Linked DNA regions of Homo sapiens: region 2 is linked to region 1. Evidence: read pairs that join two places in POLR2A ChIA-PET (ENCODE). Cell type or tissue: PC-3. All regions are shown on one strand. Each heading gives the region's core, and the rest is flanking DNA. Links, peaks and the distances in the headings are about the cores only.

Region 1 (5,384 bases), core at 79-5,078:
TATGAGACCTTTGTAAAGGGCATCTGGCCTGTGGTTCTCTGGCTTGTGACTGCTGATTTACATATAACCAGTATATAAATGAGTTGGGAAGAGGAGAGCCTGGGCTTTCTCTTCAGAGGTTTCTCTTCACCTGTGTACCCACTCCTTCAAGCTTCATACTTGCCCCTGTGAGACCCTCCATTCAATTCAGCAAGTGTGTAATGACAACATCGTTTGCCCTGGGATGAAAATTCTCACCTCTAGCTCTCACTACTACTTTGAAGACTTGATATAGTAGGTTCAGGTATCAGATACTATGACAGTGGTTCCAATAAGACTAGATTAAGTCCCAGCACTTTGGGAGGGCAAGGCAGGCAGATCACCTGAGGTCAGGAGTTCAAGACCAGCCTGGCCAACATGGTGAAACCCAGTCTCTACTAAAAATACAAAAATTAACCAGATGTAGTGGCGTATGCCTGTAATCCCAGCTACTTGGGAGGCTGAGGCAGGAGAGTCGTTTGAACCCTCGAGGTGGAGCTTGCAGTGAGCTGAGACGGCGCAACTGCACTCAAGCCTGGGCAACAGAGCGAGTTTCTCTTTAAATAAATAAACAAACAAATAGATAAAGTTTAGCCTAAAGCTACCTCCTTACATATTTTAAGTTTGGCCTAAAGGTTTATCTGTACATAGCAAACTGGATGTGTAAATGGATGTGTAAACAGACTATAACCTACTCTTGTAGCAAGAGCAAGAAGCCAACTCTCAAGACAGCAGCCATACTTCAATCATTCACAGGTGGCCAGCTATTTAAGCAAGACAAACACTGAGCTGTAACCAATCCAGCTCTTTCTGTACCTCACTTGCATTTTCTGTGTGTCACTCTTTTTTCTGTCTATAAATCTTCGCTGACCAGACAGTAGTGCCAGGGTTGCTCTGAATCTATTTCTGGTTTTGGAAGGTGGGCTGTCTGACTCATGAATCATTCTTTGCTCAATTAAACTCTGTTTAATTTGTCTAAAGTTTTTAACAGTAGATCCAAGGATTAGGCTTTAAGCCTAAGAAAAGCCTAAGAAAAAGTTGGATGTATCAATCAATATTATCCTTGAAAAGTTCCCTAGAAATTCGCCATCATGGTGACCATTTTAGACGACCTCTCACCATGTTAGTTTTCCTTCTGAAACTGCCTTTTGCAAAAATTATGACAGTAAAAAAAAATCTGACATAGAAAAATTATGACAGTGAAAGAAATCTGACCTAACTGACTCCTTCTTGCCTTTAACCTCCAAGCTGCCCTTGTCCATTCCTGGGTGTAGGCCAAGCTAACTACAGGAGGAATTTAGCTTATCATTTAACTTTGAAACAAAGACGATAGCTGGGATAACAAAGGTTCAAGCGATTCTCCTACCTCATCCTCCTGAGTAGCTGGAATTACAGGTGCCTGCCACTATGCCTGGCTAAATTTTGTATTTTTAGTAGAGATTGTGTTTCACCATGTTGGCCAGGCTGCTCTCAAACTCCTGATCTCAGGTGATCCGCCCACCTTGACCTTCCAAAGTGCAGGGATTACAGGTGTGAGCCACCGCACCTGGCCTAAACTCTCTATTGCAATTCTCTTGTCTTAATAAATTGGCTTTATTTGGGCAGTGGGCAAGAAGAATCTGTTGGGCAGTTATGCTTCCATTATTGGAATAGATTCATTACTTCTTGGACTGAGCACAAATGAAGTACTTATGTGGCTTTTAGGGCTGAGCAGTTTGAAAATATAAACTATAGCTTTAAACACTAGGATTGCACTCCATGGAGAAAATGTTCACATTTTGAGAGACCTTCCCCCAGGAACTGAGAGTTCTAGAAGGAAAAGCACATTTATATTCCCCATTTCAAAAAGGTCTCCGAGTGGAATGACCACTATTTTAATTTTTGTTATTTACATTATTTTAGTCATATAATTTAATTCACATATGTTAAATAGGGCACAGGGTATTAGGCAATTCCACTGTAAATAATGTACCTCCAAGTGGCATTATTTTTTGTTGGATACTTACTTTCATGTAATCCAGCATTTTTCCAAGTGTAGCCCAGCTACTCCTGGAAGGCTTCGCCACCTTTCAGGGGGACTGGGCACTGTGGCTCATCCCTGTAATCCCAACATTTTGGGAAGTTGAGGCAGCAGGATTGCTTGAGCCTGGAAGTTCAATACCAGCCTGGGAATAAAGAAACTCCATTTGTACAGAAAAATTAAAAATTTAGCTGGGTATGGTGGTGTGCATCTGTAGTCCAGCTACTCTGGAGGCTGAAGTGGGAGGATCGTTTGAGACCAGTAGGTTAAGGCTGTAGTGAGCTGTGGTCATGCTACTGTGCTCCAGCCTGGGTGACAAAGTGAGACCCTGTCTGGAAAACAAAAATCTTTCAGAGGGTCCATGAGGTCAAAACTATCTTTTTTTTTTTTTAATACTGAGATGTTATTTTCCTTTTTTAGCCTCATTCTCTCATACATGGGATTTATTATATTTTTGATGCATCGAACTGGCCAGGATATAGTCTCCAGTTATTCAGGGGCTATAGTCCTCTAGTTACAATCTAGGTGTTACTGTGAAGTTATTTTATTGATATTGATATTTTACTGATAGCTTCTTGTGCCTTAGAATTTCAGTCAGCTCCATCTGATAGCCTGCCCTGTGTATTTCAGACTTGCCTTGCCTGTCCCCACAATTGCATAAATGATTGTTTACAGTAAATCTCTTAATACATATTTCCTTCTGTTCTGATTAAGATTTTGACTGATAGAGGCCAGGCATGGTGGCTCACACCTGTAATTCCAGCACTTTGGGAGGCCGAGGCAGGTGGATCACTTGAAGTCAGGAGTTCGAGACCAGCTTGGCCAACATGGTGAAACCCCGTCTCTACTAAAAATACAAAAATTAGCCGGCAGTGGTGGCACGCGCCTGTAATCCTAACTACTTGGGAGGCTGAGGCAGGTGGATCACTTGAAGTCAGGAGTTCGAGACCAGCTTGGCCAACATGGTGAAACCCCGTCTCTACTAAAAATACAAAAATTAGCCGGGAGTGGTGGCACGCGCCTGTAATCCTAACTACTTGGGAGGCTGAGGCATGAGAATAGTTTGAATCTGGGAGGTGGAGGTTGCAGTGAGTGGGCATCGTGCCACTGCATACCAGCCTAGGTGACAAAGTGAGATTCCATCTCAAAAAAAAAAAAAAAAAAAAAAAAAGATTTTGACTGATAGAAATTTTGGTAGTGGAAGTGGTTATAGAGAAACAGAATCATAAGAATGAGTTTTTGGAGTTGGTTTTCTAATCTGGTTAGTTTTGAAGGCACCAATGCCTCTATTTTCAGTGGTAAAGAGGGCACTGGTAGTCCACATTATGATATGGTAAGAGATATGCAAGGCATGGCCACTGGATACTTCTAATAAAATATCTACTGGAGGCAAGGTTCTGGGTGTCCAAGTATTTGCTTTTAGTCAAACTACGGAATATAATAAGATTGGCTGATTGTTCCTAACTTCACTGAGTAGTAGGAAAAGAAAAGGATGAGCTCAAGCCTTCAAATTCTCAGGTCATACTCCACATAAAAAACCTGAACGCTTCTATGTCTGTCCTGAAATAAACCCTCATCTCCTGTAGCCACATGGCAAAGATTTCTGAAAACCAACCCCCGAGTCTCCATCTGCCAAGGGCTGAATTAAATACAAAAGTGAGTCCTTGACTGAGAAGGAACAGGATCCTGGAATTTGGTATGGGAACAAGGCAGATCTTGATGAAGCTGAGGCTACAGAATCCCTAAGTTCTGATGCATCTCCTTTGCCAGTTGTAGCTGCTTTCCACCACTGCCTGAAGAAGTTAGCCCTCCTTTGCCTGAAGAATGTGTCATGGCCTTCCCTGAGGCATTTGCCTTGCTCATTCTCCTCAGGACCTGCCTCCATCACTCCTGTCTGGTTCTAGACTAGAACTAGACTCCAGTCCTAGCAGGTCATGAAAGGTGAGGTATACTATACTCCAAAATATGTCCTAGGAGAAAGTATACTGTACTCCAAAAGAACTGCTTTTTTTTTTTTTTTTGAGACAGTTTCTCGCTCTGTTGCCCAGGCTGGAGTGCAGTGGTGTGATCTCGGCTCATTGCAACCTCTGCCTTCTGGGTTTAAGTGATTCTCTGCCTCAGCCTCCCAAGTAGCTGGGACTACAGGCATGTGCCACCACGCCCGGCTAATTTTTGTATTTTAGTAGAGACGGGGTTACTCCTGTTGGTCAGGCTGGTCTCGAACTCCTGACCTCAGGTGATCCACCCACCTCGGCCTCCCAAAGTGCTGGGATTACAGGGGTGAGCCACTGTGCCTGGCCAAAGAACTGCATATTTTTTTGCAAAGTATGCTGAAAGAAATCTAGAGAATTGTGTGGGAATGACGTGAAGGAAGTGGGAGCATGTCATCCTGGTTCACAAGTAAAACTAGGAGCTTATGTAGGGCAGGTGATCAATGGAGTTTTATCTCAGGTCCATCTTATATTGGGCCCAGTGAATCTTTGAACCCATCCTGTGGTTATTTTCCCAGTCCTGGAATGCAAAATTGGAATAGACATACTCAGCAACTGGTAGGATCTCCATGATGGATCCCTGACCTGTGAAGTGAGGGATGTGGATGAGAACAGGAGACAGGTGTGTGTGTATGTGCGCTGGGGGAAGCACTGGGATGTGACCAAAGACCCAGAGAAGAAGAAACCCTGCATAAAACAGAAGGTGGGAAAGATTTTTTTTGGCATGTGATGAAAATTGGGTTGGATGCAGACTGTGGAATGCTTCCAGATCTAACCTAAGATGTTCAGTATTTCAGCTTTAACTTCTGGCTATTAGAGAGCGTTAAAGTAACTAAATATGGTCTGAGAAGGACTCTGTGCTTCTATATTTGAGTCCTTGTGGATGAACTGCAACCTAACTTAATAGGCAGACAAGATCGAAAAACCTAACTTAAGAGTATGCACCTGGCCAGCGTGGTGGCTCACACCTGTAACCCCAGCACTTTGGGAGGCTAAGGCAGGCAGATCACCTGAGGTCAGGAGTTTGAGACCAGCCTGACCAACATGGTGAAACCCCGTCTCTATCAAAAGTACAAAAATTAGCTGGGCGTGGTGGCGCCTGCCTGTAATCCCAGCTACCTGGGAGGCTGAGGCAGGAGAATCATTGGAACCTGGGAGGCGGAGGTTGCAGTGAGCTGAGATCATGCCACTGCACTCCACCCTGGGCAACAGAGCAAGACACCGTCTCTAAAAAAAAAAAAAAAAAAAAAAAAAAAGAGTATGTGCCTGTAACAATAGCTGAGTGTTGGCCAATCCCAGGAGTCATACTTTAACCACTCATAGACTGCTGAGTGTTCAAACTGTGTTCAAATAAG
Region 2 (5,384 bases), core at 53-5,052, 320 kb after region 1:
CCAGGCTGGAGTGCAATGGCGCCATCTCGGCTCACTGCAACCTCTGCCTCCTGGGTTTAAGGAATTCTCCTGCCTCAGCCTCCCGAGTAGCTGGGATTACAGTTGCCTGCCACCATGCCTGGTTAATTTTTCGTAGAGATGGGGCTTCACCATGTTGGCCAGGCTGGTCTCGAACTCCCAGCCTCAGGTGATCCACCCACCTCAGCCTCCCGAAGTGCTGAGATTACAAGTGTGAGACACTACACCCGCCCTCCTTAATTTGAATCCCAATTGCAACTAGTTCATGAACTCAGGCAAGTTTCTTAACTGTTTTAACTATCACCTTGTCATGTCTTCTAATAATTGTACCTAGCCCAGGTGGTTATAGTAAGAATTAAATACAATAAGTAAAGCTATGAACACAATGCCAGGTCATTCAACATTTATTCAACCAAAAATACTAAGTCAGCTCTATACAAACTAATGGAAGGATACAGCTATGCAAATATAGAAGAACACTAAAGTGTTACATGACAGATGTATGAGGTAGGTATTATTTTCATGCGCGTCCGTGTGAAGAGACCACCAAACAGGCTTTGTGTGAGCAACATGGCTGTTTATTTCACCTGGGTGCAGGCGGGCTGAGTCTGAAAAGAGAGTCAGCGAAGGGAGATAAGGGTGGGGCCGTTTTATAGGATTTGGGTAGGTAAAGGAAAATTACAGTCAAAGGGGATTTGTTCTCTGGTGGGTAGGAGTGGGGGTCGCAAGGTGCTCAGTGGGCAGGAGTGGGGGTCGCAAGGTGCTCAGTGGGGGAGCTTTTTGAGCCAGGATGAGCCAGGAAAAGGACTTTCACAAGGTAATGTCATCAGTTAAGGCAAGGACTGGCCATTTACACTTCTTTTGTGGTGGAATGTCATCAGTTAAGGTGGGGCAGGGCATATTCACTTCTTTTGTGATTCTTCAGTTACTTCAGGCCATCTGGGCCTATACGTGCAAGTCACAGGGGATGCGATGGCTTGGCTTGGGCTCAGAGGCCTGACAATTATTAATCCCATTTTACAGGTGGGGAAGAGGAGGTTACAGGAATTTGAGCTATGTGCTTATGGTTACCAGCCAGTAAGTGACAGAGCACAGACTTGACTCAGAACGTTGGACTCCTTGTAGCCTCTTCAAGTGTGTAGTGACAGCACACTGCTGGGTCCCGTAGACTAAAATATTATGCATCATTCCAGCTGAGAGAACAGTTCTGGACGTACATTCACCACTGACTGCCTGCAGCCAAGCCTTTTGGTTCCTGGCCTCTAAATGTCTCGTCAGCTCTGTGGGCCAGGGAGAACATCCTCCTAAGCATGAAGGGCATTCCAAGGTCAACAAAGCACTTCAGGCTCCATAAAGAAAGCAGCTATATAAATGGGGGTTCTTGTTAAGATAATAAAGCTCAAAAGGCCACTTTTAAAAAGAGAGGTCACCTGGAGGGTTACCAGGAAAAGCCAGATGCCCCAGATGTGCTATTTAACCTCCAGTTTTTATAAAATATACACATACTATAGGAATGTATGTTTAATTATTTTACTTTTAGAAAATGATGACTCTAACATTGTTTAAATAAATTAACTCAATTCCTATTATTAGAAGCAAAGTGTCTTGCATTTTACAGGTGCTGAGTCTGGTAGGAATGGATTAACCAGAGGCTCATTAAATGTATCACCACTGTTGGCCAAACCATATAAACTCTTTGGAGTATGAGATGGTTCCAACCGTCTACTGTTGTGCATTAATAGTGGAGAGTGCCTCAGTGTATTTCCTTGTTTTGAATAAATTGTGGTATTAAATTCACAGCCTTCCTTCATCAGAAAGGGAAAATGATTTGACCTTCACATTCTTCAGAGCTGAACTCAAACTTTGGAGGCACACTTCAAAGCTCTGTAAATAATATGAGTAACACTTTGGACCCTTCTGGGGTGGGAGGGAAATTCCCTTTCTGAAGAACACCCAAGTCTTTAAAAAGAAATGGTCAGGTTTAAATATCTCACTATTTTTCTTGTTTGAGACTCCATGCTGAGGATTTTATTTTCCTTTGCAAAGCTTATGCTGCCCAAGCTGCTTTCTCAGAGGTCGGCTGGCGTTGGTGCTCAGGGCCTGCTTGCAGATTTCGCTGGAACAAGTTTATTTGTAGTATAGCCCGGGGCGGGTTGAAGATTCCATTATGATGCGGGAGGCTCCCCTAGTTTGGAATATCAATGGCACTTCAAAGGGCTGGAGCTGTGAATTAGCAGCCAGGCTTCTTCTCAGGCCCTAGAATAGAATAAAATAACACGAAGAGATGTGTTTCAAGATAGAAAGAGTGGAGTATTTTCTTCTAGGGCTCTAATTGTAAAGTGGGCACTCCAAGTCTTCATGGATATCCTGGCGTCTCTCAGGGCACCGGAGGCTGTCATGGATTTTGCAGAAACCCCTCAGATCTCCCCGACTGAAATCTTAAACACAGTGCTGGGCACTTCCCATTCTGCCAAGTTCTCCAGCTTCCTTGATGTTAACCCCTACTGAGCCTTGGAAAAAGGGTAACTCAAAGCTGTTTAGCCTAATTTATTTATTGCCAAAAGGCCAAACACCATATTAATTTCAAGGTTTCTCAAGTATTCTATTTTCCTAAAACTTCACCTTCTTGTCTTCTCCTCCTCTGTCTGCCCTACGGTGAAAATAGGGGAGAAAGGAAGTTAGGGTTTTTTCCTCATGTCTCTAATGTGAATCAGCAACAGTCTGGCTACAGTCAGGCAAACAAAACAAAAGAAAACTGAAGACTGAGCCCTCTCATCATTTTGCTATGTGATTATGTTTAAGTAGCTCCAGGAGGACAATCAATTTAACTTAGAATATACTGAAGATTTACAGCTCTAGGAATTGCCACTCTGTGCTTATGCTTCTCTCTCCAATTGTATTTTTTTTAAATGAAAAATATGCATAGTAGTAAGGCCCCAGATTGCATGAGTACAGGTATAGATCTGTGCCTGGCTAATTGTCATGGTCATGGTTATTCACCCAGTCCTGGTGATTTTCTAATGCCTTGAACATAGTTTTGGCTGCTCCGACTCCTCTTCTTTAGGAAAGGTCTACACTTCCAAAAGCAAGATAGGAAAGGGGAAAGTACTCTGAACTGGGACTGGGGGTGATCACCTGACCTCACTGGTCCGTGATTTTTCTCATCCACCCCCCATCCCCCCCACTACACACCTCCTGGCTTTCTGTTGACTGGAGTTCAGTGGTGTACCCACAATAGACTTGATGACCCTTTAAAAATGGGGTTGTCTCTGGTTTTCATTCATTTATGCTGTCTGGCTCTTTCTGCAGGGATTTTGATTTGCAGCCTCTGGCCCAGAATCTCCCCTCTAGGCCTTCACCCTATGGGTTTGCCTGGAATATTCTTTCTCTCTGTTTACTTGGTTGACTTTACAAAGATTTTTTTGTTTGACCAAACTTTAGTTAGCTTCTTGAAACTTCTCCTAGGCCCATCTGTGCACTTTCTTGTAAAATCCAGCTTTAGCAAAGAACGCTGCTAAGTCAGTTTAGTGAGAATCCTCCATCTTCAATATCGGATCCCCTTGCTATCTTATTGGGTTCTTCAACCTCCATCATCTCCCGGGTGACATCTGATTGCCCTGGTCTTTCTTCAGCAAGAATCCTATTAGGTCAGTTTAGCCAGAACATACCTCACGCCTGATGTTTTCTCTTAGTAATTTTCTGTCCACTAAGCCCCACCCTGCTTCTTGGTCATAAATTACCATTTGTCCATGCTGTATTTGAAGTTGAATCCAATCTCTCTTCGCCACTGCAAAATCCCATTGCCACGGTCCCTATATCTATTGCCAGGGTCCTGATAAAGTCTGCCCTACTATGCTTTAACAAATATCATTGAATGTTTTTTTCTATAGCACTCTAAATAAGGTCCTTCAGGTCTTAGCTTTTGTCTTTCTTCCTCTGCATTCTCTTAGCATCTTGCATCTTCCCATCATAGCTCATACTGAGCTGCCTAATTATTTATGGGTTTCCTCCCTGGGCTGCAAGCTTTATGAGAGCAGAGATTACATCTGTTTTGTTCATTATTATACTTGGACTACCTAGCACAGCACTTGGAATCTACCAGGTGCTCAACAATGTTTTGCATTAATTAATGAACTAATAAATCAGTTAGTTAATGTGAGCCTTGAACTTTACTCTGAATTTCAGGAGATCATCGAAAAAAAATTCTCCCAATATTTCTCTGCAAAATTTTAAGGATATTGAAATGTTGAAAGAATAATACAATGAGCAGCCCCGTAGCCTCCACTTAGATTCAACAATCATATTTTTTGCTATGTGCTTTAATCTCTTTCTGTATAGAAATGGATGACTTTTGCTGAACTATTAGAAAGTAAGCTGCAGATTTCATGATACTTCTAAGGATTTCTGCACTTACCTTTGAAAACAGAATAAAAAATATCTTTCTACTGTGTAACACAATACCATGATCATATGCAAGAAATTAATAATTCCATAATGCCATTTAATATCCATTCATAGTCAAATTTCACCAAAGTTCCCCACAAATTATCTTTTTGAATAAATTGAAGTGAAATTCGCAAGTTTACATAACATAAAATTAATTATTTTAAAGTGTACACGTCAGGGCATTTAGAACATTCATTATATGGTGCAACCATCACTTTTATTGAGTTCTAAATCATTTTCATTACTCCCAAAATGAGATACACCCATTAAGCAGTCACTCCCTATTTTCTTCTTCCCCTAGTGCCTAGCATCTACAAAATTACTTTTTGTCTCCATAGATTTACTTATTCTGGATATTTTACATATAATGGAATCATACAATATGTGAACCTTCATGTACACCCAAATTATTGTATGGCCATTTTTTAAGAAGCAATCTTGAATAAGAATACAATTTTAAAACTACGCAGTATTCTTCCCTTCAATGACTATTTTGAAAGAAAAATATTTCATTTTGACCTCGAGCCTCAGGACTCCCTTGTCTCCTACTCATTACAACAACAACAACAAAAAACCATCCATGTGAGCCGAGTCACACACAGTCTAAACTGCAGGAAAAGATGACAAGGATTTTGCTCCCAACCTTTTGTGGTTCTTAAGGATGTTAGGAAGGGCTGCCAAGCTGAACCCAGGCTATGAATTAGCCTCCATAGTTATCCTAAAGATGCTGGGCAATGGGAGGTAGAGGTGGAGACACTCCCTAGCTGTGGTTGTAGGCACAGCTATTGTCAGGCTAGGCCAGACTGATATGAGTGGTAGTGATAGATTTGCTTAAAAGGAAGCATTTCTCTTCAGGACTAACTCTACAAAACCACTCTGAATCGGACATCTTCTTTGCTTCAGTTGCCAAAGATGTATTC

Evidence for each region. ChIA-PET counts read pairs that join two places held together with the same protein. Peaks named below come from ENCODE experiments on the same cell type or tissue, not always from the same donor. Only the 100,000 strongest peaks of a DNase experiment are listed, where the experiment ranks them.
Region 2: POLR2A ChIA-PET joins it to region 1 with 6 read pairs; 2 of 35 experiments call an interaction of 5 or more read pairs at or near these places.

What each region holds. Positions count from the first base shown.
Region 1 is chr4:83,526,286-83,531,669 of GRCh38, forward strand. No RefSeq gene overlaps it. Among named protein-coding and RNA genes, the nearest start is that of GPAT3, 7.1 kb to the right of the region's middle. In PC-3, for the core only: no CTCF peak of the experiment used is centred there; no DNase peak of the experiment used is centred there.
Region 2 is chr4:83,849,482-83,854,865 of GRCh38, forward strand. No RefSeq gene overlaps it. Among named protein-coding and RNA genes, the nearest start is that of GPAT3, 320 kb to the left of the region's middle. RefSeq lists enhancers at 371-982, 983-1,594, 5,191-5,384. In PC-3, for the core only: no CTCF peak of the experiment used is centred there; a DNase peak (open chromatin) is centred at 2,740; H3K27ac peaks cover 1,737 bases.